Linked DNA regions of Homo sapiens: regions 1, 2 and 4 are each linked to region 3. Evidence: chromatin loops called from intact Hi-C (ENCODE). Cell type or tissue: A673. All regions are shown on one strand.

Region 1 (8,000 bases), 570 kb after region 3:
CTGCCCAAGGCCCCTCAGCCCCAGACAGAGCCAGACTGGCCCCGGGTGTCTAACTCTGGAGCTCAGAGGCCTCCTCTGCATCTCCCACACTGGAGAAGCTTCTCTGATACTTTCAGGCGTTTCGCTGTCCCCACCCTCCCCTTATACAATGTTGACTCACACGTCCCTTTAAACTGATTTGAAATGGGGCCCCTGTTTTCCATTTGTCTCACTCTGAGCAACAATATCCATGAAATCAAGGCTTCAATCCACTAATTGCTTGTGGGCTTTTTCCTGATACTATTAAAATACATACATGACTGGGAAACTATGAAATATAAAATGTTTGTGCATGCACAACCCATGCATATCCCAGTGAGTACACCCCACTCCCTGGGCAGCTCCAGTTGCTATTGGAGAAGTGGCAGGATCCAAGAGAAGGCGGCACCCTGGGTGGACATGGCCTGGCCCCTACCAGCCCAGCCCAGCCCAACCCAGCCCAGGGCAAGGCCAGTTCCTCTCCTTCCTGGAGAGGCCCCATCCACACCTGCTGCTCCCAGGCAGGGTCTGGGCAAAGGAAACTCCACGGCAGCTGGAAGGGGCCGGCTGAGCATGGGCCTTGTATGGGAAAGCCCATCAGGGGGATCCAAGGCTGTGATGACCCCAAGGGACCCGAGAATGGGACGCACACTGGGGTACTCACCACGTGCTCCTCCTTCTTCCCAGAGGAAGCCCCAGGCACTGAGGGGCAGGATTCCAGGCTCTGCACCACCCCAGGGAGAGAACCCAAAAGGTGGCTTCTGTTCAGGTGCCAAGGGTCCTACCGCAAACAAAGAGGAAACTGCAAGTGAAAATCTGACAATAAGAAAAGGGAACAGAACCTTCCAGAAAGGCAGCCACATCCAAACGAGCCCTGGCAACAATGGCAGGGTAGGGAACAGGCAGAGAAGCTTCTGGGAAGTAGTAGGGGCTATGGGGAAGGGCATGGGGAGTCCAGACATGGTACCAATCCAGGCAGGGACACCAATCCAAGTCCCCTGAAGAGTACATGGGGGAATGAGAGGTTTTCCACTGGGGAAGAGAAGCATCAGGGGCCTCATGGGGCAGACAGGCCCAGGTTCAAGTCCCAGCCCTTCCCTTTACCACTGCAAGGGCTTGCTCTCTGAGCCTCATTTTCCCCCATCTGGAAGATGGGATCAAATAGTACCTGCGTCCTGAAGCTGTTGTGAAGAACAGCAGTGTTTAGCATGTTCATCTTCAACAGTGAGGGTGCCCAGCCCGTACTCTGCACTTTGCACACATCCCCTTATTTCACAGTCTCCCCTAAGCAAGGAGAATTATTCTTGCCATCTCCCAGGGGAGCAAACTGAGCCCCAGAGCTGCAGTCACATGACCACAGCCACAGGCCATGCCAGGGACAAGGCCCACCACACCAGGAAGGAGGAAGGAGGAGAAGGAGAAGGAAGAAGGAGGAAGAAGGAGAAGGAGGAGGAGGAGGAAGAGGAGGAGGAGGAAGAGGAAGAGGAAGAGTCCATGGTCTCTCCAAGGTGTCTGTGTTGGGGTTCCTCCAACACCTCTGCTCAGTGTCTCTAGTATCCCCCTGCCCCCACCAGGCTGCAGTGACTGGGGCTCACAAACAATTATATTCTGATTTGAGGACAAAGGACTTAGCCATTTGCAAATAGGAACAAGAGAGGATAAGGCACAGGAAGGTGTCTCCTGGGCGTGCCCCTTCTCAGCCCCCACTTCACTCCCAACACACAGGTCTTGGCTGCTGCCCCCCGAATTACAAAGACTCTACACATACAAAGGCCAGGGAAAGTGGAGGTGACCCTCACACAGACACTCCAGAGTCATATGTGGAGGATGGCCCAGCTGGAGAAAGGGGTGTAGCCTTCTCTGACACCACAGACCCATGGTTTGTCCTATGAGCAAGGTCATTGCCTACCTTGGGAGTTTTTGGGAAAAGGAGATTAAAGAGTGAGATGCTACTGATATCCCTCAAGTGACAGGGGTAAAACCAGCTCTCTCTGATCAGGTCTGAGCCAACCCTAGTGCTGAGGACTGAAGGCTCCTCATTTCTGGAGACTCAGAGTCCCCGACACCAGACTCTCCCATACCAGCCCCACGCCTGCCATTCCAGGCCCAGCCTCTTCAAAACACAGCACCCCAAAGCCGAAGGAGCCTTCACACTCACTCCATCCAGTCTCTGGGGCCCATTTCACAGGTAGGAAAACTGAAGCACAGAAAGTGCCACCAGACAGCAGCAAAGAGAGAGTGAACATAACAGAAATTTCTGAGACAACAGGCCTGACTTCAAATTCCAGCTCCCACTTCAGTGCCCAAGGCGGGGTCTCCTTTAACGTCTGGAAAATGTTCATCTCCCACCTCTCTGCATCTAGCCCAGGGTCCTGCACACATTTGTTTGCCTTAGTTCCTCTACCTGCAAAATGGTCTGTAAAAATGGATCACAGCAAAGTTTAAATTAGAAAATCCATGTAAAGCCCCTAGCACATAGTAGGTACCCAAGAAGCAATAGGTGAGACCTTTTCAAAAAAAAAAAAGGAAGAAAGAAGAGGAAGAGGAGGAAAAAGAAGAAGAGGAAGAAGAAGAAGAAGGAGGAGGAGGAGGAGGAGAAGGAGGAGGAGGGGAGGAAGTGGAGGAGGATGGGAGGAGGAGCAGGAGGAGGAGGAGGGAGAAGTGTTTAGCATGCAGCTTCGTCTTGAACAGCGAGGGCACCCGGCCCGTACTCTGCACTTTGCACACATCCCCTCATTTCACAGTCTCCCCCAAGCGAAGAGAATCATTCTCCCCATCTCCCCAAAAAGCAATAGGTGCTTCTTGGGTACCTACTATGTGTTAGGGGCTTACATTCTGAGAGCTCAATAGAGGACCAAGGCTGTCCTGACCCAAATCCCCAGATATTGCATCTCCGTGGGCAGAACAGCCCCTGCCTACACCAGCATACCTGCTGCCAACTGAGCTCTGGTGGCTGAGCTTCCGAGCCACAAGGTAGCTCTGAAGAGGAGGCAGGTGCAGCCTCAGTTAGCAGGAAGCCCCTGAGAAGCTCCTGTCTCCTCCCCTATTAATTGCATTGGCATCTGGAACAGATGGGGTGCTGGGACTTTCCCCCCATCTTTCACAGAACTCTGAACCAGGACATAAGCCATGTAATTAAAAGAAGAGAAATGCAAAATAATCCTCTTAGTGAGACTTAACCATCCTCCCTCCCTTTTAAATCTATTAATGAACTGTAATTGCAAAGACAGACCCTTTATTGAAACCTGGTAATCAATTCACTATGGAGCAAAGAGGTTCCCAAGACCTAAAGATGATAAGAAATGTATATTAATTAGCTTAGTTCTTTATCTGTATAAAAATCAAGCAAACAAAAATATTGGCTGCAAAGCAATTTGCCATCTGCCAATAGACTCTGGCTGCCCTGGGGAGATGCTGGTTTCCTTTTTCCTGAAATTTGTTTATAACTTGCTGTTAATCAAACCTAGAGCAGAGAGATATGTGGAAATTATATGGAGACGACGGATTTCATGAGGACCTTGAGCAGACATGGGAAGAATTGCGACAAACGAGCAGCGGGAACTTGGGTTGCAAGACCCCACGATGCCAGCCCTGCCTTGCTGGGAGCTTGGCAACAGAGCCCTTTCTGAATCAGCCCCTCACAGAGAGAACGTGATCTACAGGATGGCAGGTGCCCGAGGATGGCTGTTCCAGAAGATTCCATATAGGTCGGTCTCCCTAGAAGCAGAGCCTGAGACGGAGATGTGTGGGGATGTGTGGGATTGTGGAGGGCATACCCTCAGGAGAACGGGAGTGACGGAAGCAGCAGAGGGCAGGCAAGAAGCCAGACCAGGGCATGGGCTCAACGCGAGTTCACCCCCAGCCTGAGCCCACGGGGAGCTCTGGAACGTCATCTGTGGCACCACACGGCTCTCCTGCCCTGGGCAGTGAGATAGATTTTTTTGAACCCTGTGTCATTAGCTGAAGGTCACCGTGTGGGGAGAGTTTAACCTCTTAGCCTTTGCAAGGTGAGTCTGCAGTCAGCGCTCTTGAGCTGAGGTTAATACTCACTGCAGCCAGAAAGAATTGGTGCCCTGGTCAGTCAAGAGGATCTGGGTGGGTACCAGCTGTCACGCCTGTTATGGCTTGGGTTGTGTCCTCCAAATATTTATATGTCGAAAGCCTAATCCCTAGCACCTCAGAATGTGGCCTCATTTGGAAATAGGGCCTTTACAAAGAAAGGCAATCAATTTAAAATGAGGTCATTGGGGTGGGCCCCAATTCAATATAACTAGTGTCCTTGTAAAAAGGGGAAACCTGGACGTAGAGACACACATACCAAGAGAATGCCATATGAAGATGGGAGCAGCAATTGGGTAACGCTTCTACAAGCCAAGGGACGCCGAAGATTGCCAGCCATCCATCCCCGAGAAGCTAGGGGAAGACATGGAACGTATTCTTCCTCACAGCCCTCAGAAGGAACTCACATTGCTGGCACCTTAAATGGGGACTTCTAGCCTCCAGAACTATGAGGGAACACAATACATTCTGTCCTTGAAGCCCCTCGGTTTGTGACACATCGTTATGGCAGCTTTAGCAAACTAAAAGCCCATCTGTGACTCCAGCCACCACCAACATCTGCTGATTCTGCCCACCCCACCAGAAGGCTCGCCTCTGATAATAGCCTCCTTATTTCCCTGGAGAAACCCTCTCGGTCCTAAGGGGTCCTGCAGAAATCACCCCACCCCAGATGGAGGGGTAGCCAGAACCCCAGGTCTAGCCAATCAGAGCCTTGCTTCCCCAGCCACAGTGACTGGTTCAGGCATGAGCACATGACCCAATCTGAGCCAATCAGGCTGAATTCCGGCCCTGTCCGTGGAATCAGAGACCACAGGGTGTGAGCGTGGAACCATGGAGCCATCTAGAGGAGAGAGCCTGTCTGTGTGTGAGGCTGGCATGGTGGAGACCAGAGCCAAGAATGGAGACCTGATGATATCATTTAGTTAACCATAAGGCTTTCATTTCCCCCATCATCCTGATTTCTATAAATATATTTCATCCAATGTATAACTAAACTGTTTCAGATCAATTTTGGAACTTATAAATTTAAATACTACAAAAAAATAGGTTGATTCAGACTGCAGTCCAGGGCGATCTTGAATTAGGAAGTGACACTACGTTATTAAACAAAATTATAGCAATCATTTATTAAAGGTGAATTACATACTGTAAGTGCCAGGCATTAATGCATTTGTTTTATATGCATTACCTTAAACCTCACAACCACAACCCTTCCTGTGACGTGAGGCCTATGATTTCCTCATTTTTCAGTTGAAAAAACTTGTGTTACTTTCAACCAGCCATTCCTCTACCCTGATACCAAAAAAGCCAAAGACAGCACACAAAAAGAAAACTACAGACCAATATCCCTTGTTTCTTTCTTCTGCCTTCCTGTGGGTTATGTGAATAGTTTTTTTAGACTTCAATTTTGACTTATCTATACTGGTTTTGAGTATATCTCTTTGTATAGTGTCTATAGTGGTTACTGTCAGTTACATTACATTAATATATAGATAATTTATCACAGTCTACTAGTGTCATCATTTTGCCAGTTTGAGGGAAGTATAGAAAGCTTGCCTCCCTTTACCCTCCTCGTTAATAATATAAATTTCTTAACTATTTCTTCTATATACATTTAGAACCACATCAGAAAGTGCTATAATTTTTTTCAACCATCAAATACAATTTAGAAAACTTAAGAGGAGAGTAAAAGTTCATTATATTTACCCATACTTTTGCTTACTGTGTTCTTTCTTCTTCCTGGTGTTCTATGATTCCTTCTTTTACTGTTTCTTCTCCATTTAGAGAGTGTTTTAGCCATTCTTTTAGGGTACGTTTCTGTTAGCAACAAATTATCTTAGTTTTTCTTCATCTGAAAATGTCAATTTCCCCTTCATTTATGAAGGGTATTTTCCCTGAATATAGGATTCTGGGTTGACAGTTCTTTTCTTTCAGCACTTGAAAAAAATGTTGAGCCACTTCCCTCTAGCCTCCATGGTTTCTGATGAGAAATCCTTTTTTGTTCTAATATTTTTCCCCTGCAGAGAGGTTGTCATTTCTCCCTCACTGCTTTCAAGATATTTTCTTTGTCTTTAATTTTAAAAATTTTGACTATGATGTGTCTTGGTGTGAATATCTTTTGAGATTATCCTGTTTGGAGTTCACTCAGCTTCTTGAATCCGTAGGTTTGTGTCTTTTGCCAAATTTAGGAAGTTTTCAGCCATTATTTCTCTGAGTCTTTTTTCAGCCCCCACCTCCTTTTTTTTCTCTTCCTGGGATTCTGATGACATAAGTGTTAGATCTCTAGTTATAGTCCCATAGGTCCCTGGTGCTCTGTTCTTTTTTTCTCCCAGTATATTTTCTTTCTGTGGTTCAGATTGAGTAATTTATATTGTTCTGTATCCAAGATTACTGACTCTTTCCTCTGTCTCCTCCATTTGACTATTGAACCCATTCGTTAACTTTCGTTGTTTTCATTTTTGTTATTTATGGCACAGGGTATAGTCTTACCTTAGTGACTGTTCCGTGGGCACTTGAAAATAGATGTGTGTTCTTCTGTTTGGGGTAAAGTGTTCTGTATATGTCAATTAGACCCTCTTGATCAGGGATCCCCAACCCCTGGGCTGCAGACCGGTGTCGGTCTGTGGCCTATTAGGAACCAGGCTGCACAGCAGGAGGTGAGCATTAGGTGGGCAGGAATTACTGCCTGAGCCCCACCTCTTGCCAGATCAGCAGCAACATTAGATTCTCCTAGAAGTGCAAACTCTATTGTAAACTGTGCATGCGACGGATCTAGGTTGCCTGCTCCTTATGAAAATCTAACTAACACCTGATGATCTGAGATGAAACAGTTTCATCCCCAAACTATTCTCCCCACTACCCCATGTCCGTGGAAAAATTGTCTTCCACGAAACCAGTCCCTGGTGCCAGAATGGTTAGGAACCACTGCTCTTGATCGTGTTGTTCCGATCTAAAGCTTTACTGATGATCTATTAGTTTTATCAATTGCTGAGAATAGCATATTGAAATCTCCAGCTACATTTTTTGATTTGTCTGTTACTCTGTTCAGCTTTATCAGTTTTGCTTCATGTATTTTGAGACGCTAGTATTTAATGCATACACACTTAGGATTGTTATGTCTTCTTGGTAAATGAATCCTTTTATCATTAGGTAATGTTCCTCTTTCTCTCTAGCAATTTTCTTTGTTCTGAAGTCTGCTTTATCTGATATTAATATAGCCACTCTTTCTTTTCTTATCAACATTTTTATGGTGTATCTCTTTCCATTCTTTCCATTTCAACCTACCTATGTTGTTGTATTTGCAGTGAATTACTTGAATGCAGCATGTTGTTGGATTGTATGAGGTTCTGTTGTAGTTATTGTTGCTGTGGGTTTTTTTTTGTTTTTTTTTGCTTGTTTTAATCCACTCTGCCAATCTCTGTCTTTTAATTGATGCATTGAGACAATTTGCATTTAATTGTTGATATGTTAGAGCTTAAGTCTGCTGTTTTATTTTTTGTTTTCTATTTGTTTTCTTTGTTTCTTATTCCTCTGGATCTCTCTTGGTATCTTCTTGTGGGTTACCTAAACATTTTTTAGGATTCTGTATTGATTTTTTATAGTGTTTTTGAGAATACAAGAATATCACTTTCTATAATTTTCTTAGTGTTTTCTCTAAATATCACAAAATATATACATAACTCATCCTGTTCTACTGGTGTTGATGTTTTAACACTGGGAACAAAGCATAGGCCCCTTACTCCTGTTCAGATCTCTTTACACACTTTATGAGGATAATCATAAACTACTTCCTTTACATCCATTATACACCACATTAGATGGTTTTTAATTTTTGCTTCAACCAGCAAATAGGATTTAAGAAACTCCTAAGAAAAAGGATAGTCTACTCTGTTTATCCCCACCCATTCTTAGAGTCTTCATTC
Region 2 (8,000 bases), 380 kb after region 3:
CTGTCTCCCTTTGCGGTGTCCCTTCTGCAAGCTGGAGTGTGATTTGTGTTTTCCTTCCTATGTTTCATGATCGCCTTCCATGCAGAAACTGGCACCTAAGAACTGCTCAGACAGCAGGAGGGCCATGGAATGAGCTCACCACGTGAAAGCAGCTAGCTTACCCTACCGGATGGGGCACACATCTTAGGCTGTGCTGAGATTCAAAGAGTCACTATAGCCACACAGTTGGGGCATGCTGGGGCAAGCAAAGACTTGAACCTAAGCTTTTGGTACCCATGCTCTTTGTGATATTGGGAAATCCAGGCACAGCTTTTGAAAGGTGAAATTTCAGCATCCGGGCAGCCAGGGGAGGCAGCTGTTTCGTGGCTCTGCCTCGGCCCCCTCCAACAGGCCCATCCCAGTTGCTGAAAGATCCAGCATAGTTTTAGTTAAGATTCTGAGCCCAGGAGGGAAGCAGGAAATGATTCATTTTCTCCCTCAGCCAACGTACACAAAGGTACATTATTAATATTTACTCGGGGGCTTCTCCAAGGACCACAACAGCAAATCATAGGAGAGGAGGAAATGGAAGATGAGCTTCACTAGGTCTGCCAGCTGCCTACATGTGGGGTGAAGGGGCCCTGCCGACCATGCTACCTGGCACAGCCCCCACCAGTGCTGGGCCTAGACGGGGCCTTGAGGTTCATTCTCTCCAACCCAGAGAGGGAAGGGGACTCACCCACAGTGACTCAGCAAGGTCACCACAGAGGAGGGAACAGAATCTGGGAATGTGGAGGGATGGACCAAGCTGTGAGCCTCAGGGCCCTCGTCTGCAAAATGAGGAAATAAACACTGCCCAGGCAGTTTTGAAGGAAGATGTAAAAGAACGACCCACAGCATCTGGCCAAGAACAGGGGCTCCACAAATAACATCAACGTGAGTGCTAATGAGGACATCGGTGACAGGGCCTGCCCCCATTTCCCAGCCTGCTTTGCAATAGCCCCGGGCACCCCTTCCTGGGAAAGCATCCCTCTCCCCAGGCTGGGCTGGGCTAATGAAAACCAGGCTGAGAGAGTATCAGTTACTCTGCACAGGAAATGGTCCCTCTTCGTCTTTCTAAGATCTCCTTTCACAGGGGCCAGGCAGTAGCCGTCTGCACCCTGCTGTTCTCCAGAAGACCAAGCCCTACTCAGGCTCAGCAGCCACCCTTGCCCCTTTCTGTGGCCCACTCTGTGTCATCGTCTGAGGAATGGGGCCCAGATGTGGTTTTTTTCCACCTGGCAGACACCTGCTGACAGCTTCTGTCGCTTGGCGGCTGTAATTGCAGTGCTCTCTCCCCTTTATGCCCTGCTAGGCACAGACTCCATCTGCCTCTGCCAGGGAGTTTATTAAATAGTTTATTAAATCTCTCTGCTTTTGCTTGCAAACTGTCTCTTTTAGAGATGAAAAAATACCGAGACCCAAAGAGCTAAAGTGAATTTCCTGAAGGCCCCACAGCTAGAAAAAGACTGAGCTGGGAGTTTGTGGGTGACTCTGATTCTGGCTGGTGCCCCCACCCCTGCTCCAAGTCCCTTCTGAGTTCCCACTGCATCTGCAAAACCAGATCCTTACACAAAAGCCCCTCTCCCCTGCAGCTGAGCAGATACTGTCACTTGTGACTCAAGCAGCCCTGATTCCCATGAGGAAGAGCAACTTCCTGATGCTCAGAGATGCCCAGAGCCAGATGGGCTCTGACCTCAGAAGGCAGATCACTGAGGTCCTTGGGAGGGCAGGAAACCTGCAGTGCTGGGGCCCAGGCCCTGAACCCTGGTGGCTGGGGTGTTCTGGGGCCTCTCTCCTAATTAACCTCCTCTCCGCTGTGTTTTCTCCCTCCTGCTCCACGTCCCTTTCTTCCTCATCTCCCAAACCCAGCCCCTCCTGGGATCATCCATTCATCCCTCAGGCATCATGTATAGTCCACTTGTGGCTGTTCATCCACTGGGCTGGCCACACTGGGAACGCAGAGAGGGACAAGACCGTGTCCCTGTCCTCAGGAAGCCTCCAGTCTGGCTGGAGAAACAGACACAGAATCAATCACAGCCCAGCCTGGCCACTGCTGATGGGGGAAGATGCGCGAGGGGCTGGCGAGCTAGGGGCAGGCAAGGCCCTGGACATGGAGACAGGGAGGACTTCTGGGAGGAGGTGGTGTCTGCGCTGAGACCTGAAGGAGAAGTGGGGGAGCCAGGGGAAGGCGCTCGCTAGGGGGGAGAAGGTTACTGTGGGTGGCAGCAGCCAGGCACAGGCACGGCACTGGCAGAGAAAGGGGGAGCCTGGCACCCTTGGAAATGGTAGGCAGCTCTGCGTAGCCAGAGCAGGGTGGGGAGGAGGAAGAGGAGGGTGGGGAGGTGCAGAAAGATGGGGCTGGGGTCCACCTGGGTCAGACCACAGAGGGCGTAGGGAGGGCTACAGGAGGAAGTGACCTCTGTAAGCATCGGGGAGAGGGTGTTCCAAGAGGATCTGGGCTCCTCAGATCCCCCAAATGGTGGGGAGGGGAGAAGGCTTCTATCTTCCTCCCTCCCTCTGGCCTTCTGTGTCTCTCTCTCCCACCCCCATCTTTCCCCCTCTCTGTGTCCCTCCTTCTCTCCCCCGTCCCCCCTCCCTCCTCCCCTCCCCTCTCTTCCCCTCCCCTCCCTCTCCTCTCCTGCCTCCCCTCCCCTCCCCTCCCCTCCCCTCTCCTCCCCTCCCCTCTCTTCCCCTCCCCTCCCCTCTCTTCCCCTCCCCTCCCCTCCCCTCCCCTCCCCTCTCTTCCCCTCCCCTCCCCTCTCTTCCCCTCCCCTCCCCTCTCCTCCCCTCCCCTCTCTTCCCCTCCCCTCTCCTCCCCTCCCCTCCCCTCTCCTCCTCTCCTCTCCTCTCCTTCCCTTATACTCCCCTTTCCCCCATTTCTCTCCCTCCCTCCTTCCCTCCCCACTCCCCTCCTCTCTGCAGACCCCTCCCCACCTCCTCCCGGCCCCGCCCAGCCGCGCTAGTGCGGCCCTGCGCCGCCACCTTCAGGCCGTGGCCGGGAGCGGTGCGGCACCCCCAACAACACCCACAAGGAGGAGGTGCGGGCCCGGGTCCCGCCCTAGAGGTGGTGGAGGTCCCGCCCCGACCGTCCTGGGGCCGCCCCTCCCCGCAGCCTGGGCTCTGCCTGCTCTGCGCCCACGCTGGCATCAGCCCCAGCTGGCTCCGTCTCCACTAACGACCCTAATTACCAGCCAAGCTCGGCTCCCCAGGGCCCAGGCGCCAGAACTGATGACTTTAATAACAGAATCCCTTCCCTTTCACGGCCTGCTCCGGGGACCACCGGCCTGAGGATGCAGCGATCTCTGCTGTCCTGGGAGGGCGGGCCACATGGGGGTTCTACACCGTCTTACACATGGGGAAGGGGCTCGGCCTGGCCAATATGGTGAAACCCCGTCTCTACTACAAGTACAAAAATTAGCCGGGCATGGTGGCACATGCCTGTAATCCCAGCTACTCAGGAGGCTGAGGCAGGAGAATCACTTGAACCCGGGAGGCGGAGATTGCAGTGAGCTGAGATAGCGCCACTGCACTCCAGCCTGGGCGGCAGAACAAGGCTCTACCTCCAGAAAAAGAAAAAGAGAAAGAAAAAGAAAAGAAAAGAAAGATAGTAGTTACAAAGATGAACGATCCTTTATCACAAACCCTTGTAGTACAGCACATCTCCCCATGATGTTTTATCTTCTATACAAATAAGCATTGTACCTAGGTTGGGCACGTTCCTCCTCTTACCTTCGGGAACACCCTGCTGTGCCTATGGAGCAGCTACTGTTTATTCTTTTACTTGCCTAATAAACTTGCTTTTCTTTACTCTGTGGACTCTCCCAATTTTTTCTTGTGTGAGGTCCAAGAATCCTCTCTTAGGGTCTGGATCAGGACCCCTATCCCTTAACAAAATGACAGTGGGGTGACAGTTTTCACGCTGGGTGATTGGAGCTATGACACTGGCCTGTGACAATTCCTGTGGGAGCCCAGAGAAGGTGCTGGCACACCGGGCGGGGGGGGGGGGGCTTCCAGAAGGGTGAGGGAGGGGGCTCTGAACTGGCTTCACAGAGTGGGTGGCATCTGAGCAGGTTCATCCAGATGGAGTAAGAGTTTGCAGGGGAAAGATGATGGGAAGGGCATTCCAGGCAGGGGAGAGGTACCCAGAGGTGTGGAATCTGGAAAGAGCAGAGGCTTTCAGAGATAGGGAGTTTTGTGTGGCTGAAGACGGAGGGGAAACCGGTGGGTTAGGCTGGGGGAGCATCAGAGGTCAGATGAGGAAAGGTATCGGGGACCTTCTTCACCAGGCATGAGGGAGACGAGGTAGAAAGTAATCGTAACATTAACAGCCACAGCTAACCCTCACTGAGGGCTTCCCATCTGCCAGGAACATCCTGAACACTCTAGACACTTCGTTCACTGATCTTAAGGGGAAGGCACATTATCACTGCCTCTATTTTATGGAGACAAACAGGCAGCAAGAGGTTAAGTCTCTTGACCTAAGTCATTGGTGAGGGAGGAGGCCAGGGTGCCATCTTGGTCTTGGGCTGATGGTGCCATTCGGACACCCACTCACTCAGAGAAGAAATACCTACTGCAAGCCTGCTCAGACTTTCTCCCTGCCCTCAGGTAGCTGACACTTCAGTGTAGATGGATGATTCCTGGGAAGCCATGTAAACACACAGCTAAAGAAGATCATTTCAGGCAGTAAGAAATACCATGAGAAAAACCCAACAGGGAGAGGAGTCAAGGGACTAGGGTGTGGGTCCAAAGGAAGAACTCCTCCCATAGGCTCAACTTCTAGGACATACCTGGCAGCCCTTCCCCTCTAAGGACCTCCCTTCCCCTCCTGGACACTGTGGGGGCTGCAAGGAGAGTTTCTGATGGCCCACCTCTGGGAAAATGCTTCTCAAGACCCCTCTTCTTTCTCGCTAGTCTCCTTCTGCTTCAAGCACTGGCTTCCAACCATCTCCCTTGGGGATACCTCAGGTTAACGGCCAAGAAAAGCAACGTTTTTGGCTTCCCCTGCCAAAGGCCAGGGGTGGGAAGGGACATCTCTGACCCTTGGAAACATAGCCTTGACTTCTCTCTTCATGGGAGAGTAAGGAAGAGTTTCCCTACCTTATGCTGTTTGGTTTCCCACAGGTAGTCCCATGCTACCTATAAAATATTAGACACAGAGAATCTTAGAGCAATCAAGCCTTAGATCCTCAGACTTAGCATCAAATTATAGACTCTGAGACTCTTAGAATCATGGAATGTTAGAAATCGAACACGTTAAATGGCATGATAAAATTATGGAAGTTTTAGAATTAAAAAACAAGATCTTGAAAGTCTCAGAACCCTAGGATTTTAGAATTTGGAGTTGAAAGGAACTCCTGGCTCCATCATTAACAGCTGATGTCTTTGAGCATTGATTTATTCTCTGTGCCTCAGTTTCCTTTCTGTTAAAAGGGAATAATAACAATTTGTGACTGACAGCGTTGCTATGAAGAGTCAATGAGTTATTATATGTGGAGAGCTGAGCCCAGTGCCAGGCACTCAGTGAGCTGTGAGCTGTACTAATGCTCTTACAACTAATCTAATTCACCTTCCTTTGTAATACGGTTTAACTGGTTACCCACCCCTCCACCCACCTAGCTTCTGTGTAGGAGGCCATGCAACTTAGACTAGATTCCCTCCTAATATGAGATGTTTATTTCCATTGGAAGCAACCTTTATCATTCCAAAACCTGCTGTCCTGTCACTTCCTGCCTCTCTTGTCCCAGTACTGTCCTCTATAGGCAGAGACTCCCTCTCCTCAATGGCTACACAGCCATTGGGAGCTCAGCCTGCTCAGCCTCTCCTCCTAGATGGCCAGGTGGAGGTGGTGCAATTTGTCTGGAAGCCTCCCCCATCCCCATTCTCTTTTCTTCTTTTCTCAGTATCCTCTGGCCCTCCCCCAATTCCTAGGTTTCCTAGGAGCTCCAATATCCTGCTTTCCACAGACAAAAGCATCCATTAATCCCCCTGAGGTCAGAGGGGCTGTGCACTTTGCAAAGGAAGCCTGCAGAAAAAGGCATCATTCAACCTAAAGCCTCAGTGTAGGTGGATGATCCCTGGGAAGCCATGTAAACACACAGCTGAAGAAGATCATTTCAGGCAGTAAGAAATACCAGGAGAAAAACCCAACAGGGAGAGGGGTCAGAGCTCAGGGGTCACCTGGGGCATGACAGATCATGGGATCTGTCGATGGTGGGAGCTCAGGGGCCAACCCGGGGCATGACAGATCAATGGATTTGAGCAGAGGGAGTTTAGAGTGCCCCTACCCCAGAACGACAGCACCTGAAAGCTGCCCACTTTGCTTGGGTGCTCTCCTTCCTTCCGGGTGCTTGGCATCTCTGAGGGAAGGAACCATCGCCCAGACCGTTGCCCGGGTGAGGCTGCACACACAGATCTGCACTAATGGTCGGATGCAACCTGCAGCAATGACTGAATATCCAGCACCAATAATTCCCCAGCTTTGCCACTAGGGGCTCCAGGAAGGAGCAGCAGCAAGGAAGCTGGACATCTGCAAGGCTCCCATCACTTCCCAAAGGGCACTTTATGGTTGGGCAGAAGAATGGGCATCTTTCTCCCAAATGGCCTTGCAACTGCTAGGGCATACTTGGGCTCTTTCAGTTAAAACACTGGTCTGCGGAGAGAGATATCAATAAGTAGAAATTAGCTTATTTCTGGAAATTGAGTGAGAAGGGAGTCTGGGCTGGTTTTGTGTTTTAAACTATTTCTCTTTTCATCCTACCTCTCTGCCTCTGATGCCAACGCCCTGAGGGCAGAAGTGGAGTTGACAGGACCAGAAGTCTCGAGCCAGGCCCCGGCAGTCAGCAGAGAGACCCAACCAGGCCTGGGGCCTCTGCAATGGCCGAGGACATCAAGCCTAGCCTCAGTGAGGACACCAACAGAGCTGGGCTCTAATGGTGGGAAAGAAGGTGCAGGATGGAGAGAGGCTCAAGAGGGGGAAGAACAACCTATGTTCCAGCCCCTCTTTCCCTGCCCCACACCTCTTTATGCTGCAGGTGCAATCGCTTGTCCCTGCTCCTCAGGCGTGCTGGGCCCCTCCAGACCATGCTCCTTTGCACATGCTGTTCCTCTGCCACGAATGTCCTTCCCAGCCACATACCTCCTCCTCCATGCAGTCTTCTCAAGCTGCTCTCCTCCAACCCCAACTCCACCCCACGCACCCACCTCAAGCTTTATTCTTCTAAGGCCTCTTCCAGCTCCAGGTCTTCATACTCTTAGAAGCTCCTTTCTCCATCAGATCAAACATATCAAGATTGCACATTAAATCAGTGTATGTATATAACTACATAAGAGCCAAGGAGAGCACAAAGTGACAGTTGATGATGTTACATTTTGCAGAGATTTAATTAAACATGTCAATTTGAAGGTTGTATCTTTCTGTTTGTATTTGAATCTCATAACTTTTTTCAGGCCTTAAACATGTTGATAGGGCCGAATGAGCTTTAGTGCCTCTGTAGATGGGGATTCAGATGAGCTCAGCATCCTGGGGTCTTAGAGGTGGCAGAGAGCCCTGAAGTCATCTTTCTACTCTAGATTTTTCAGGGCAAGATGGAGAGTCAGGGACAGAGAGAGGCGAATGTGTCTGAGGTCACAGAGAAGATCATGGTAGGTCCAAGAGAAGGAATTGGGAACACCTGATCCAAGTCCAAGGCCACATCTCCCACAGTTTACTGTGTGGACTGGGGCCAAGGACTTTTGGCCTGGCCTACCCTCTAAAGTGGACCCGAGAATCAAACCAAATCCAAATATTGCAGTAGCTGCTGTGTTCTGGGTGGTCCCCATGCATGAGCCCTGATGCTAAGCAGTGTGTGTGTCTTTCCCCATTTCTCCCTCTCAACTTTCAGTGAGGCAGGTGCCATTATTGTCTGTCTCTCCTTGCAGAGAAGACCACTCGGTGAGGCTCAGAGAAGAGAAAAGACCAGCCAAAAAAAAAACCCTGC
Region 3 (8,000 bases):
TTTTCAGTCCTCAACTTGAATATCAGCTCCTAACATCACCCCCATCTGAGTTAGTCCCCCCATTATCCTCTCAGGTAATCTGTTGCACATGGTGTGTTTGGCTCCATCCCAAGGTAGGCTTATCTGTGTGAATTGTCCTTGGACGGCCACAGTCCCCTCCTGACTCTGAGCCCCCAGCAGTGTAGGCATCTTGACGTAGTTCTTTCTCTTCCCTGCACCCAGTATATGCCTATCGCATAGTAGGTGATCAGTAAATGACCTGGATGAATAAGCGGAATCATCAGAATACAGAGTAAAAAATAAACAGCCTGTGCTCCCTTCAAAGAAAAGAGAAATAACTCAGAGTACTGTTAACTATTTTATTGCTGCAAGAGTTTTATTTTATTGTACTGTATAACTTACACTGCTTTAATCAGAGCTAGTAATCACAACTGTTGTTTCTGGTTCATGCCTCCTTGACTCAGGCCCCAAGGGCAGGAACCATTTCATATTTAAGCAGTGTTAGTTCTGGGACGCCCTCGGGGGAGCACGAGCACGCTCCAGTGTGCAGTTTAATTCTCAGCGATGCTAATTAGATCAAGGAAGCAGCCCGGGTTCAGGGCAGGGCCGCTGGAGGAGACGGTCTCCCTCTAACAAGCCCGAGAAGCCAAACTCCACCTGCCATAGCCCAGCCTGAGTCTGATGGGAGCGTTTCTCCGGTAGACTCTCTGTTCTGGGCACAGTGCCAAGACCTAAGGGCTCTTAAGGGCCTGTGAAAATGTTGAAGGTCTGGGAAAACAATTTATTTGGCTTCAAATTATAAAAGGGAAGCTGTGAAGTCGAAATAGATCAATGTTTAATCAAATGTCTACAAAGTATAACATTATCAAATGGTCACCTTCCTTTCCAACTCAGCTTTTGCATAGTCGCGTATAATCTGTAGTTAATGTGGGCTGTTAGGGCATTTTACTATGTTTGATCTGATGGGGGGAGGAGTTTCTACAAGTGAGAATGCTGGGGCTGGGAAGATCTTAAAGAGCTATGTGTAGGCCAGGCGTAGTGGCTCACGCTTGTAATCTCAGTACTTTGGGAGGCGGAGGCGGGTGGATCACTTGAGGTCAGGAGTTCAAGACCAGCCTGGCCAACATGGTGAAACCTCGTCTCTACTAAAAACACACAAAAAATTAGGTGGGCGTGATGGTACGCGTCTGTAGTCTCAGCTATTGGGGAGGCTGAGGCAGGAGAATGGCTTGAACCCAGGAGGCAGAGGTTGCAGTGAGCCGAGATGGCACCACTGCACTCCAGCCTGGGTGACAGAGCGAGACTCTGTCTCAAAAAAAAAAAAAAAGTGCTATGTGTATATGAGTTGTGTATATGGGTTGTAGAGAGCAGCCTCAGAAGACTGCACGGAGGAGGGAAAACGTGGCTGGAGGGATGAACGGAGAAGGGCATTCCTGGCAGGGAGGCAGCATGTGCAAAGAGGCAGGGCATGGATGGGCCTGGCCTGCAGAAGGAGCAGGGACCAGCCATTGCACCTGCAGCATAAAGTGGGCGGGGCAGGGAGGAGACAAGGCTGTTCTTGCCCTTCTTGAGCCTCTCTCTATCCTGTGCCTTCTTCCCTGTCATTAAAGCCCAGCACCACCTGTGTCCTCACCAAGGCTAGACTTGACTTCCCTGGCCATCACAGAGGCCCCAAGCCTGGCTGGGTCTCTCCACTGGAAGATCTAGTCTGGCCCAGATGCCTAGTCCTGTCACCTCCATTTCTCCTCACATGGCATCATCCCTATTCTAGTCATGATAAAGCACAGATATAGAAAGGAAGGAAGAAAAAAAAATAATCCAAAATCACAAAGCAGACTCCACACTTGCTTTCTGGAGCATTACTGGAAACAAGTCAATTTTCTCTCATTTCTTTCTCTCCAACCCAGTGTTGCAACAGAAACAACGCTCTGGCTCAGTTAAGGGAAAGGTGTATAGTTGCAAGTCTAATTTCGAGATGACACCCATTCTCGGCCCAGCCAAAGAACACCTCTAGGCTGGTGACGAGCTCTTGAAAACCCCTGTCTTCCCAGGGCTCTCAGAGGCAGAGCCTGGGGCTGGATTCTCAACACTATAAAGAGGTAGATTTTGCATCCCACCTTCAGTGCAGATCTGCCAGTGCCTCCACCAGGGGCAGTAGCTGGGCAGTAGTTCCTCTTTCTGGAAATGCCAAAGGCTTCCTGGGGTGAGGATGGAAAAGAGGCAACCTTAGCCAGGCCCGGGGACTCGATGCTGGAGGACAGGCAGCCCCAGACTGCTGATCCAGCCAGCTTGTCCCCAGCTAATGCCCGAGAGCCCAGCATGGGCAAATCATGGCTTTGGGTTAAATGTTGCTTTCTCCAGGCCCTTTGGTTTTTCTTCCAAACTACAAATTGCCTCTGATCCCTGGGGAAATGGGTGGAGGTGCTTTTCTCCTTGGGAGACAGAATCTAAGAAAAATTAAATTGGAAGTTTTGGGGTGGGGGTGGGCCAAGGGTGCTGTGAAAGTAAAGAAAGCTGGCTCTGGAGAGAGGATGCTCTGCCATTCAGTACCTGAGCCATCTTAGACAAGTTATTTAACGTCTCTGTGCCTGTTTCTCCAATCGTGCCTACCTCATGGGGCTGTCATAAAAATTAATTCAGTCAATAGACATAAAGTGCTTGAGAGAGCACCTGGCAGACAGAAAGCCCTTAATAAGTATTAGTGGCTATAATATTAATAGTAATAATAATAATTTGTATGATTGTTGCTATTAGCTTATATTGTATCAGTACTGAATATAGATACAGGGCTAGCAAAAAGCACCCAGAGTCCTTTCCAGTCTGACACCTGATGGTCCCCCAGCCTAACCCCCCCTTTCCCCTCCATTTTCAGCCACACAGGACTCCCCATCTCTGAAAGCCTCTGCTCTTTCCAGCCTCCACGCCTCTGGGCAACTGCCGCCTGCCTGGAATGCCCTTCTCATCGTCTTTCCCCTGCAAACTCTTACTCCACCTAGATGAACCGGCCCAGATGCCACCCACTCTGAAGCCAGTTCAGAGCCCCCTCCCTCACGCTTCTGATAGCCCCCCCGGGGTGCCAGCACCTTCTCTGGGCCCCGCAGGAATTGTCACAGGCCAGTGTCGTAGCTTCAATCACCCAGCGCTAGAACTGTACCCCACTGTCTTTTCATCTCTGGGTGTCTGGTCCCAGGACCCGTTAAGTTCAGGGTGATGTCCCTGAGTGATCATCGATCAAATATTAAGTTGGTGCAAAAGTTATTGCGGTTTTTGCCATAGATGAACAAGCGCGCGGCGCCAGGCTCTCTTAGGCCACCCTAAGCGATTCTCCCCTCACTGCCCTGGCTGAGCCCCCCCTCCCCATGTGTAAGAGGGTGTAGAACCCCCGTGGGACCCCGCCCTCCCAGGACAGCAGAGATCGCTGCATCCTCAGGCCAGCGGCCCCCGGAGCAGGCCGTGAAAGGGAAGGGATTCTGTTATTAAAGTCATCAGTTCTGGCGCCTGGGCCTTGGGGAGCCGAGCTTGGCTGGTAATTAGAGTCGTTAGGGGAGACGGAGCCGGCTGGGGCTTATGCTGGCGTGGACGCAGAGCAGGCAGAGCCCAGGCTGCGAGGCGGGGCGGCCCCCGGGACCTCCGCCACCTCCTCCTGGTGGGGCGCCCCGCACCGGCACCGCTCCCGGCCGCGGCCTGAAGGTGGCGCTGCAGGACCTCACAAGCGCGGCTGGGCGGGGCCGGGAGGAGGTGGGGAGGGGTCTGCAGAGAGAGGGAGGGGAATGGGGAGGGAAGGAGGGAGGGAGAGAAATGGGGGAAGGGGGAGTATAAGCGAAGGAGAGGACAAAAGAGGAGAAGTGAGGGGAGAGGAGGGGGAGAAAGACAGAGAGAGGGGAGAGTGGGTGGCATCTGAGCTGGTTCATCTAGGTGGAGTAAGAGTTAAAGAGGAGAGAGAGAGAGAGAGAGAGGAGGCCAGAGGGAGGGAGGAAGATAGAAGCCTCCTCCCCTCCTCGCTATTCAGGAGGTCTGAGGAGCCCAGATCCTCTTGGAACACCCGCTCCTCCATGCTTACAGAGAGGTCACTTCCTCCCATAGCCCTCCCTATGCCCTCTGTGGTCTGACCCAGGTGGACCCCAGCCCCATCTTTCCACACCTCCCCACCCTCCCCACCCTGCCCTGGCCAAGCAGAACTGCTTGCCGTTTCCAAGGGCACCAGGCTCCCCCTCTCTGCCAGTGCCCTGCCTGTGCTGGGCTGCTGCAGTAACCTTCTCCCCCTGAGCCTCTTCCCCTGGCTCCCCGACTTCTCCTTCAGGTCTCAGCATAGACACCACCTCCTCTCAGAAGTCCTCCCCTTCTCCATGTCCAGGGCCTGGCCTGCCCCTAGCTCCCCAGCCCCTCCCACATCTTCCCCCATCTCAGCACTGGCCAGGCTGGGCTGTGATTGATTCTGTGTCTGTTCCGCCAGCCAGACCGGAGGCTCCCTGAGGACAGGGACACGGCCTTGTCCCTCTCTGCGTCCCCAGGGTGGCCAGCCCAGTGGATGAACAGCCACAAGTGGGCTATAGATGCTGCCTAAGGGATGAATGGATGATCTCGGGAGGGGCTGGGTGTGGGAGATGAGGAAAGAAGGGACATGGAGCAGGAGGGAGAAAACAGCGGAGAGGAGGTTAATTAGGAGAGAGGCCCTAGGACACCCCAGCCACCAGGGTGCAGGGCCTGGGCCCCAGCACCGCGGGATTCCCGCCCTCCCATGGACCTCAGTGATCTTCCTTCTGAGGTCAGTGCCCACCTGGCTCTGGACCCCTCTGACGATCAGGAAGTTCTTCTTCCTCGTGGGAATCAGGGCTGCTTGAGTCACAAGTGACAGAATCTGCTCAGCTGCAGAGAAGAGGGGGTTTGGCATAAGGACCCTGGTCTCTCAGATGCAGCCAGAACTCAGGAGGGACCCGGACCGGAGACAGGAGCACCAGCCAGAATGCAGACTGACTCTCTTCCACCCACCTCATAAGACTTCAGGTCAGGTCTCTACTTTTCCCATTTCTCACGAATCAGAAATGCATGCATCAGTAGTTCACACAACCAGAAGACCCAACCAGGCTCTCTGTCTCAATTTAGAATTGGTAGCACAGGTACTCTGATTGGCCAAGCCTGGGCAGGTATCTTCTCCTGGTCCAATGCACTGATGGGGTGGGGAGCAGGGCAGGGTCACCAAGCAGAAACAGGGTTTTGGGAGGCGGTGCAAAGCACACTGGGAAGTCGGGGCAGGGAAGACCACTGGCATCCTCACCATGACTTTGCCCTCACCATGATGAGTTTGTGCAGTACCTATTCTTTGCCAGACACTCAGAGGGGCCATTTGACATCTCAGGGAAACATCCTCAAACCAGTTCCTGCTTTCCCATTTGACAGATGAGGGCCAGGGGCCCACAGCCCTGTGCTCGTTCCACTTCCCGTGCTCCCACCTTCTGCTCCCTCCTCTGCCACCGCCCTGCTGGATTTTCTTGGCTCCCTGTCCTCTCTGGACCTCAGTCAAATGGGGAGGACGGAGAGAGCTGTGAGGCTCCCTTTCACTCTGGCACTCAGTCTCTCTGCTCCATTTGAAGGCAGCTGCAGACCCGACATATCTTTCATACCCTTCCCTCACCAGGATCCTTTTGCTGTTTGGGGCCCTTGGAGAAGCCCCTGGGTAAATATTAATAGCACAGAGTTGTGTTTATGTTGGAGAAAGAGGGTGAGTCATTTCCTGCTTCTCTCCCAGACTCAGGATTGTAGCTAAGAATATGTCAGATCTTTGGCATGGCTGTGTGAGACCTGGCTCGATGGGGTCTCGCTGGAGTGAAGCCATGGAATGGCTGCCCCACCGACCACCATCCCAAAGCCAGGCCTGGAGGCTTGGGGTCCAGCCCCGGCCCAGCCCTGTCTGTGCTGTGTGGCTGGCTCTGCCTCTCGGGAGGATCATTGCATCTACCCAGCAGGCATAGAGGAAGCAGGCATGTGGAGCCTGGCACACGGAGGGGCCTGGGGATCCTGGTTCTCTTGCTGCTGCCTTCCCCGTGCCCTGCTGATCACACTCATCTGTCTTCCCTTCCCGGTGTGAACTTCTCAAGGACAGGGCGCAGGCCAGGTTTCCCTTGGTGGCCCAGAGCTGGCACAGGGCCTGGAACTTTGGAGGGGCTCTGTCCAGCTCATGTTGACCCCTTCACAGTCCTCAGCACCTTCTGGGGTGCCTCCCAGAGGCCAGGCTTGTGCCTTTTTAATGTGCTTCTAGAGAAGAGCAAGTGAGCCAGAGTAGACAATCAGAAAACAGATCCAAGTCAGACCAAGTGGAGTCCCTTTGCCAGAAATCTGGGACTGAGAGAATCTGGTTCTATCTGGGCTGTTCTGTCAGATGGAGGAGACATTCATGCTCAGGACCTGAAGGCCACTATCTTCTGTCCTGCAGATGGAGAAAGGAGAAGCCGGGTCTGCTGTGTCCTGGGCCTGTCTCCTTCTGAGGCTGGCTGCCTTGTCATCCTGGGGTTCCAGGAGATGTCCCTTGTGTTCTGCTTAAGCCAGTTTGAGTTGCTTCCTATAGCTGCACCACAGCACCAGCTAATCCGCTCACAGAAGGCCTCCATGTGCCAAGCACCAAGCCATTTCACGGCATTACCTTACATAGCCCTCACTTCCGACCTACCAGGTGCACATTATCATTCTCCCATCTCAGTGGGACAAAATCACAAAGTCACAAAGCTGGCACTGGGCGAGTTCAGGTTGATTGCCTGAGGTCCCCTGGAGTAGAACCTGATTTTTCCCCATAGCCCTAGTAGGATCTTCTGCCACCCAGACCTTCTACAATCAAATGGACTGAGCACCCACCAGAGCCCACCAACTCAGGCCTACGTGCTCAGCAGACCTATGGGGAGCTGGGAGCTTAGGGAGTCCCTGGGGCCGCCCTGCAGTGACCAGTCTGGAGCTTGGAGAGGAGATAGCTCGTGGGTGGTGTGGTGGGGTGGGGTGGGGGTCACTGCACACATCACTATCCAAACAGGACAGTCTGGCTCTCCATTCCAATAGTCATTTGAATGATCCGAGGATAATTGGAATCACAGAGCCATCTACTACTTCCACTCTCAGGCCACAGATGATTGTTTGGTGGCTACGGGCCCCGCCTGGTGCAGACACCGAAATGACCTTCCATTTTTCTCTCCCAGACGAGCCAGTGGATTCTTTCCAGGGCCAAGGTTCCCACTCAAACCTGAAACCCCCTCCCCATCAGCCCTCCAGGCACTGAGAGTAATTGGCTACCTGTGGCTGTCCCCAGGGGTGAGTGACCCCAGTGCTTTCAGGTAGAGCTATTTATAAGGAGGGAATGGGAGGCAGGGGCACCTGAAGCCTGTCCTGCTGACATCAGCAGACTGTTGGCAGTAGCTGTCTCCACCGTCCAGGAGCTGCCTTCAAAGCGAAGGGGAGTAGCAGTGGAGGATGCTGGAGGCCATTGAACCCAGCTCCTTCATTACACTGCCGGGGGAAACTCTGTTCCAGAGAGGAATAGACACAAGCCTAGTGTCTCACAGCAAGGCTGTGATGTGGCCAATGATACTGAGTGGATAGAGATTCCATGAACAATACTGAGTGGGTAGAGATTTTATGAACAATGTTGAGTGGATAGAGTTCTGCCAGGCATTATGCAGAACTCTGGACACAAGTGTAAGTCAGACAGACACAGTCCCCAAACTCATGGAAGTCACAAAATAAGCTGGGAGAGAAGCTACTCATTCTTTGCGAATTGTGTAGTGTGTGCCTGGGTCTTGGGGTCAGGGAGGGCTTCCCTGAGAGAGAGGAGGAGGAACAAGAGGAGGGAGGGGCGTTCCGGGTAGAAGCAGCAGAGCCAGAGGTGTTTGGAGGCTGCTGCAGAGCTGTGTGGGGGAGCAGAGGGAGGGAGGAGCAGAGAGGCAGAAAGGCCAGTAGCAGCCCAGAGGTCTGCAGGGCCCAGAGCACACAGCATTGTCGGGGAGCTTGACTCAAGCTCA
Region 4 (8,000 bases), 170 kb after region 3:
TAGGATTTTTGCTGAGAATTCTGTGACGTAGATGTCTCTGTCTTTCTGAATGGTTGGGATAAGGATCTTGAACTGAAACTTAATGCAGCCACTTTATCACCATGAATAAAGCCAGCCTGAGACCAAAATCAATACATGAAGGTGGGTATAGTAGAGAAAACTATCAAGAAGTGAACCTGACACCCTGATCAAACCACTCCTGAAGCCCACATCTGGAACTTTTTAGTTCCGTTGGTCAGTAAACTCCCTCTATTGTTTTGGGGAGTTTGTGTTTTGTTTTCTGTTTCTAGAAACTGAAAAGCTTCCTTTTCATAGAAGTTTCTGTCTTCAAAAGTCTTCAGTCTGTTGTTCTGTACTCAGCTCAGTTGTCTGATGACTTGGTTACTCAATGCTTCCCTGTGCTGGGCTCTTCTACTTGTCCTAGGATAGAAGCTTCTCCTAGGAACACAAAACTAAAAAGCAGCCCCCAATTTAAAGGGCGCGCTATTTCTGTGGGCTAAATTGTGTCCTCCCAAAATTCATGTATTGAAGTCCTAACCCCCAGTGTGACTGTATTTGGAGTTAGGGCTTTTAGGAGGTAATTAGGGTGAAATGAGGTCACAAGGGCAGGGCCCTAATCCCTATTGGATTGGTGGCCTTATAGGAGGAGAAAAGAGTGAGATCTCCCCCTCTGTCTACACGTGTAGACACCTGGGAAAGGCCTTGTGAGGACATAGCAAATAGGCAGGTGTCTGCAACCCAAGCAGATAGCCCTCACCACACACTGATCCTGCTGGCACCTTGATCTTGGACTTCCAGCTTCCAGAACTGTGAGAAAATAAGTTTCTGTGGTTTAAACCACACAGGCTGTGGGATTTTGTTCTGCTATGGGATTTTGTTCTGGCTGTCTACGCTGACGAAGACAAGCAGCCAACGAAGCACCAGGAGTCACTATTCTGGCAGAGGTGTCTACGGCATGGAAGGCAGAGCAGCTACTTCCTCCTGGTAGGATCAGGGAAAGCTTCAAGCAGGAGGTGACACCTGAGCTAGTCTCTGGTGGGTGCCGAAAATTTCACCAGGTGGGAGAGAGGAAGAGTATTCCAGACAGAGAAGACACAGGTACAAACGCCCAGACCTGAGGAGGTGCCTAATATACTGAGACAATTTCTATCATAGCCAGAGGTGAGGAGCCATGCAGGGCAGAGGCGGAGCCAGGACAGAGGCAAGGCTGGGTGTGCCCTTGGATCAGCAAGTAATCAAATGCCATGCTAAGGGGATCGGACTCCATCTAAATGCCAGGGGGCCCTTTAGAAGTCTTGAAGCAGTGAAGGAGCCATTTAGTCTTTGAAGGAGGTAGGGTCCTAAAACATCCAAGATCTTTTCCGGCTTGAAAATGCTGTGAGCCAGCAAAGCCAGCAACAACTAATGACTTTCACTGGGTGAAAGTTAATAGACTTGTTTGAATTGAGGTTGCACAAATAGATTTGAGGTTTCATGAAATCCTGGGAGGAAGCTGGGGGCAGATCACAGAGACCAGAGCTGGTGGGGGAGATCAGGGCCATAGTAACCTAGGCTTCCTTGTGTGGTGTCACATAGAAACACACAGCCAAGCACCGGGATTAGTCTTCCTAGGAACAGCCTCCCCATCCAGCTTTCGTCACCCACCAGATGTGGCTGCAGAGCCCAGACCTCCCACTGCTTCTGCTGGGAATTTACATACAGACTTCAGGAGCAGCCCCCAAGACCAGTCCCTCCAAGACCAGCCCCAGTGAAATCAAACCTTTTCCCCTTTTATTTTAGAGCCTTTAGAGTCAGACTTCCCCTTGGGAGGTGATAGATGCCCATCTCATCAAATTGGTAGAAGCCAGCAACTCTCACAGCAGTGAATAGAGACCCTTTGAAGGAAAATGTCAGGCCAATAAAACATCAAAGGCAGTTTGGCTTCCTAGGTAACAAGGAATAATGATGATGGGCTCCCAATTCCCCCAGCAAGGCAGAGCTTTGGAGATCTCCAGTGGAGGTGAAGTAAAAAGGCTTTTCCTGAACCTAATCAGGAAAAGCGTCCTCAAATGACCACATGTGGTGGATGCTGTCACAGCAGCCCTACTGGGCAGATGAGGATACTGAGGCATAGATAAGCCACGCCCTCCTCTGGTGAGTGCCTAGGTCCTGGCCTGATGGACTCCAGCCAGCACGCTCTTTACCACTCTGCTCACTAGGCAGGAAGCAGGAGCCCGCAGTGTTAGGTCCTCCAGAACCTCAAAGCTGTGTCTGTCATGGGATCAGGGTCCAGAAGTCCTGCATTTGAATTCCAGCTCAGTCAGTGCTTCAGAAAATTGGGATAATAGTCCTAAGATCGTAGCATTTTGCAGGGGGTTAAAGGGCAAATGTGTATAATGTGTGGAGCATGGGGTTTTGCACAGAATAGATCCTCGATGGGTGCTGACTCCCTTCTTTCTTTCTCCCATTTATAGATGAGGAAATAAAGCCCTCAGTTATAATATCATCAGAATACTAAAGATGATATTAGCAGCTCTAAAAACTTCGCCCTAATATTTAAGGGTCTGCCATGATAAAAGCTGATTTCTCTCCCATGTAAAGTTGAGGGTAGGTCTTATTGATGGGTAGGTGGCTCTCTGCAGGGGGAAACTTTGACCCATGCCCCTTCCAACTTGCAGCTCTGCCGTCTTCAACACCTGGTTTCTGAGGTCAAGGTCATCTGGCTCATCTGTATGGGGCTGGCAGAAAGGGAAGGAGCTCCTCCTGTGAGGTTCTCAAGGGCCCAAGGTGGAAGCAAGACCTGTCACTTCTGCTCGCATGCAATTGGCTGGAATACAGTCACACGGTCCCACCTACCTACAGAGGAGGCTGGTGGACATAGTCTTGCTGTGTGCACAGGAAGGAAAAAAAAACATACTTGGTGAACAGCTGAACAGTCTATGTCACACCTGGAGAAGTGAAATTATGTCCGAGGAAATCCAGCGGGTCAATAGCTGAGCTCAGTTTCGAGCCCAGGTTTCCTGTGTGCACCTGGGTCCCAGGCTCTTCCCTCCACATGTTGTGCTCCAGAGTGAGGCAGAGTCACGGGTGGCCAGTGGAACCTCAGACATGGGTTCACCTGAGTAGGGGGAAGGAGGCACACAGGTGGTCAACCTATTGTCTCTGTTGCCTGGAGGAATGACAGGTAAGGGACAGAGAGCCACAGCTCCAGGGCTCTGGGCTGTGAAATGGGTCCAGATGCAGAGTTGACCTCAGGCAGCCGTTGGGAACAGTTTCCTCTCCTGCCCCACAAGGCTGCAGGGAGAGGACCCACTGTATAGGATTGTGTGAGGGTGAAGGGAGATTTGACACCCTCATTGCTCACCTTTTCCAGCCCTGCTTTCAGGGCTTCTTTCAGGGCCCTACTTTCTGAAGGGCAGTTCTGATGTAGTCAAGCTAAGGACTTTGAACAATGTTAGTTCCAGGGACCTCTCCTTCCCAGGGATGTTTGAATACAATAGGAAGCTGGGGAAAGGGGAAGGCAGTCATGCAGAAGTCGAGTCCCTCTCATCAGACAGGTGAGGATGTGACACTCTGATAGGGGATGCTTTATAAATATGTGTCCCAACCCAGACATCCCACCTCTAGGAATTTAATCCTTAGAAACAATCAGGGATGCACACAGAGCTCTAATGTATAGGATATTGCTGATAATAGCTAAAGAGCAACACACAATAATCTAATAATCTGGAAATAATCTATACACCTCAAGAGTTAGGTAGAGTTATTTATGTTACATCCACTCAAATGAAAACTAGGCAATAATTCCACATTTCAAAATTATCCTGTGGAAGATGTTAAGTGGCAAAGCAAGATTTTTATGCCATAGTAAATGTAAACAGAAGATTATAGAACAGTGTGTTCTATACAGTATGTTATCCTTTTTGTAGGAAAAATGTAATTATACAAACACACACACACACACACACACACACCAATGTTTGATAGAAGTTATCTGTGGGTAATGGGATTGTGAGTGATTTTTCTTTTGTCTTTTTCTTTCTTTCTTTTTTGGTTTGTTTTTATTTTCTATGATGAACATGAATAATTTTTCAAGGAGGAAAAAATATATTCTCAAATCAAGAGGTTTGGGAGCTTTCATTGGCATCCTCAGGACTGGGTAATACCTCAGAACAAGGAAATTCTGTCCTTCTTTGACTTTAGGTTTAGTAATCAAGAGTGTCTGAAACAGAGCCAAGGCTACATAGGTAAGGCCTGGGCTTCTTTTGCCTTGGAGATCATTGGTAATTGTATTTTTTGAATTTTTCAAAGTGTTCTTGTGTCTTAGTCCATTTTCCATTCCTATGATATAATACCTAAGACTGGGTAATTTATAATAAACAGAAATGTATTTTACTTATGGTGCTGGAGGCTGGAAAGTCCAAGAGCATAGTGCCACCATCTGGTGAGGGCCTTCATGCTGTGTCATCCCATAACAGAAAGCAGAAGAACAAAAGAATACATGCAAGAGAGAGAGAAAGAGCATGACGGGCCAGGCTCACTTTTGCAACAACCTACCCTCAAAATAACAAACCCATTTCCATGATAACAACATTAATCCACTTATGAGATCTCTGCCCTTATGATTCTATCACCTCTTATTAGGATTCACCTCCCAACACTATTGCATTGGGAGTTAAGTTGCAACATGTGAACTTTTTGGGACACATTTAAGCACATCAAATATCATCTTGATTTCAGCTTTCTAACTTATAATTCCAATGAACTTTTACCTTCTTGATTAGATTGAGTATATGCAAAAGAGTTCAAAAACACTGTATTAGTCAGCTATTGCTTTATAACAAACAACCACGAACACTGGTGCAACATGCTACAATCAGTATGTATTTCTCACACATCCACAGGTTGGTGGCTCTGAGACTCAGATCAGATGCAAATCTGCCCCCATGTACTCCTTACCCTCCTAGAACCAGAGAGATAGACAGGGCATCTTCTTCTCATGAAAATGGCAGGGGCACAGGATGGCACACAGGAACATGCAGTGCACCTTAAAGCCTAGATTCTGAACTGACAATGATCACCTTTGCCCACATACCATTGTCTGAAAGAAGTCATGGGCTGAACCCAAAGTCAAGAGGCTAGGAGGTTTACTCTGCCTTCTGTAGGAGTAGCTGCAGTCATGTGGCAGAGTGCTTGGGTCCAGAGAAAGGTGAAAAATTAGGACCAGTTCTCTAATACAGCGTCTCATATCCACAAATGGCCACTGCAGTCAGGTCATGGTGCAAGATAGCTAAACTCACTTTGGACACTTTAAAAATGACAATATTCCTCCTGATTCTAAAGCAATACAGAAGTATAGTGAAAAAGTGTAAAGGAGAACATGAGTATTGCCATAATTCCATTTCCTCAGACGACCCCTGTTAGGATTTTGCTGCATGTCCTTGCAATATGCACATCAATTTACATACTCAAATAAACATAAGCATATATTTACGTTAACAAAAGTGGGAGCATACTTTATCTGGTTTTGTACACTACATTTTTCACTGAATCTCATTTTTTGAGCTTTTTCTTGCATGATTAGATATTCTTTTGAAACCAGGCTTTTTCATGGCTGTACTGTATTTTAAAGTTGCACTATAAATTACCTAGACCTGCACACTCCAATGTGGTAGCTGCTAGTCACATGTGGCTGTTTAGCACTGGAAATGTGGCTGGTCTGAATTGAAATAAACATAAGCATAAAAACTGTACATTCAGGCCGGGCGCTGTGGCTTACGCCTATTATCCCAACACTTTGGGATGCTGAGGCAGGTGGATCACCTGAGGTCAGGAGTTCAAAACTAGCGTGGCCCACATAGCAAAACCTCATCTCTATTAAAAATACAAAAATTAGCCAGGCATGGTGGCACATGCCTGCAATCCCTGCTACTCGGGAGGCTGAGGCAGGAGAATCACTTGAACCCAGGAGGCGGCGGTTGCAGTGAGCGGAGATCACACTGCCCTCTAGCCTGGGCAATGGAGTGAGACTCAACAAAAGACTATACTTTCGGGGTCATTTCTATAGTCTGAAATAAATGTAAGCATAAAATACAAATCAGATTTTGAAGACTTGGCACAAAAAAGAAGGTACAATATCTCACTAATAATTTTTATATTGATTATAAGTTGAAATACTATTTTGGATATATTGGGTTAAACAAAATATATGATTAAAATAAATTCCACCTGTTCCTTTTTACTTTTTAATGTGCATACAGAAAAATTAAAAATTACATATGTGTTTATATTTGCGGTTTGTGTTGTGTTATACTTCAACTGGGTGGCACTGATCTGGACTCCTCTGTGGTTAGATATTTAGGCTCTTTCAGATTTTATCCCACTATAAACAACACCATAGTGAGCATCATGGAATACAGTACTAGTCAGCACTGAGCTGTGTTCCTATTACCATCCCCTTTTATAGATGAGAAACCAGGACTCAGAGATGTCAGCAACGTGCTCAGGGTCACACAGCAGCTATTTAATTGGTGAAGTCAAGACTAAAACCCCAACTTGATTGACTCCCATGATTTTTATCAGGTGGCTATCCCCACTTTTTGTGTATCTTCCTGATAATTGCCTTGGGATTAATTTCTAGAAGTAGGAGTCATGGGTGAAAGGGTTTGCACATTTTCATGCTTTGGGAGCATATTGCCAACACATCTTCCAAAAAGAAGTTGCCGATTCAAACTGTAAACAACAGTCTACTCAGCAATTATCCACAGGGTGTTTACCGTGAGCCAGGCACCATTCTATGTGGAAAAAGTCCATGATAGACAAGACAGACATGACCACCCCACCCCCCCTCCCCGACCCACTCCTGGGGCTCATGTGACCACAGCTTCCTGGGGCAGAGAGAGGTGACAAGCACTGAAGAGAAAACACGCTAGTCTCAGGGAGATAGAAGTGTGCACTGTGAAGTGGACAAAACAGAGGGATAGAGCAGTGACGAGGGTGGGGCAGGGTGGGCAGGAGGCTCCACTTTAAGTAGGGATATTCGGCAGGGATTCTCAGAGGAGGTAGCCTTGGGCTGGACCCCAGGTGACCGAAAGGGAAGATTGGAGGAGGAGGTTCCAGGCAGGATATAGGACAAATGCATAGTTGCCAAGGTAGGACTGAGCTCACTAGTTAGAGGGCCAGGGAGAAACCCTGGGAGTCTGCAGCCCGGTGAGAAAGAGGAGGGGGCAGCGAGGTAGGGTGGGAGGTGAGCAGGGCAGGACTACAGGAGGATGCGACATTTAATTCCAAGTGAAGTGGGAAGCCCTCAGGGACAGCGGGTTCACATGTTGTGGGACCTGAAACATACAATTTGGAGCATCCTTTTTAGAAAAGAAGAGCCAGATTCCAGAATTAGGAATCAAAATGAGCTATGTAATTGAACATTTATTTAGAGTGAGAAAAGAATTCACAATACATTACAGATTTTAAAAAGCTAAAAATTACCAAAAACATTACAGAATCAACAAAAATAACAGTGTTTTTTAATTAGCTCCTGACACATCTCCAGAGTCCTTTTTTTCCTTACATTTTTGGGCCACATTCTCCTGGATTACATCTTCTGTGGCAAAGACTTCATAATACCGTTTTTCATAGAGAGAAGAAAGATTATTTAGTGTTTCCTCTGGCTGAGTTTGATAGAAATTGATTTTTTGTTACTGATGGTTTAGGAACATTTTATTTTCATCGTTGCAATTGATTATTGATGACGTCCCATATATCATTAGTACTATTGCCAAATCTGGGAAAATCACTATCCAGGTTTTTTCATATAGCAGCCATGAGATTTCAGGGCTTTTTAAAACTTCTTGAGCAACCGTGAACCCCAAGTAATTCTTGAATTGATAATTCTCACTAAGCACATTGCTAGGGCCCTTCCCAGGGTCTTAAAAGGGTCAGGGGAATGGCGGGCCCTAAAGCTAAAGCCACATGTAAAGCCGCCTCTAACTGAATGGGATTCCACTAAGGAGAGGAAGGATCTG

Evidence for each region. Peaks named below come from ENCODE experiments on the same cell type or tissue, not always from the same donor. Only the 100,000 strongest peaks of a DNase experiment are listed, where the experiment ranks them.
Region 1: a loop joins it to region 3, with 3 times the contacts of the local background. A loop is called at or near these places in 11 of 110 quality-filtered maps.
Region 2: it touches region 3 in a loop (5-fold over the local background); 11 of 110 quality-filtered maps call a loop at or near these places.
Region 4: it touches region 3 in a loop (2.2-fold over the local background); 29 of 110 quality-filtered maps call a loop at or near these places.

Annotation. Positions count from the first base shown.
Region 1 is chr1:29,510,386-29,518,385 of GRCh38, reverse strand. It overlaps LOC107984933 (a long non-coding RNA gene), which reads right to left. Exons shown (of 3, transcript XR_001737955.2): 2 at 683-799. Among named protein-coding and RNA genes, the nearest start is that of LINC01756, 160 kb to the right of the region's middle. In A673, a CTCF peak has its summit at 4,939 (motif pointing left); a DNase peak (open chromatin) is centred at 4,875; H3K27me3 peaks cover 3,023 bases.
Region 2 is chr1:29,702,239-29,710,238 of GRCh38, reverse strand. No RefSeq gene overlaps it. Among named protein-coding and RNA genes, the nearest start is that of LINC01648, 330 kb to the left of the region's middle. RefSeq lists enhancers at 178-277, 163-756, 1-1,046, 757-1,351, 2,727-3,227 and 1 more and a silencer at 2,912-3,241. In A673, CTCF peaks have their summits at 3,027 (motif pointing left) and 6,493; DNase peaks (open chromatin) are centred at 338, 1,028, 3,098, 6,498 and 2 weaker places; H3K27ac peaks cover 2,882 bases.
Region 3 is chr1:30,081,816-30,089,815 of GRCh38, reverse strand. No RefSeq gene overlaps it. Among named protein-coding and RNA genes, the nearest start is that of LINC01648, 48 kb to the right of the region's middle. In A673, CTCF peaks have their summits at 2,131 and 3,694 (motif pointing right); DNase peaks (open chromatin) are centred at 665, 2,165, 3,735 and 5,705; H3K27ac peaks cover 4,060 bases.
Region 4 is chr1:29,909,032-29,917,031 of GRCh38, reverse strand. No RefSeq gene overlaps it. Among named protein-coding and RNA genes, the nearest start is that of LINC01648, 120 kb to the left of the region's middle. In A673, a CTCF peak has its summit at 4,414 (motif pointing left); a DNase peak (open chromatin) is centred at 4,421.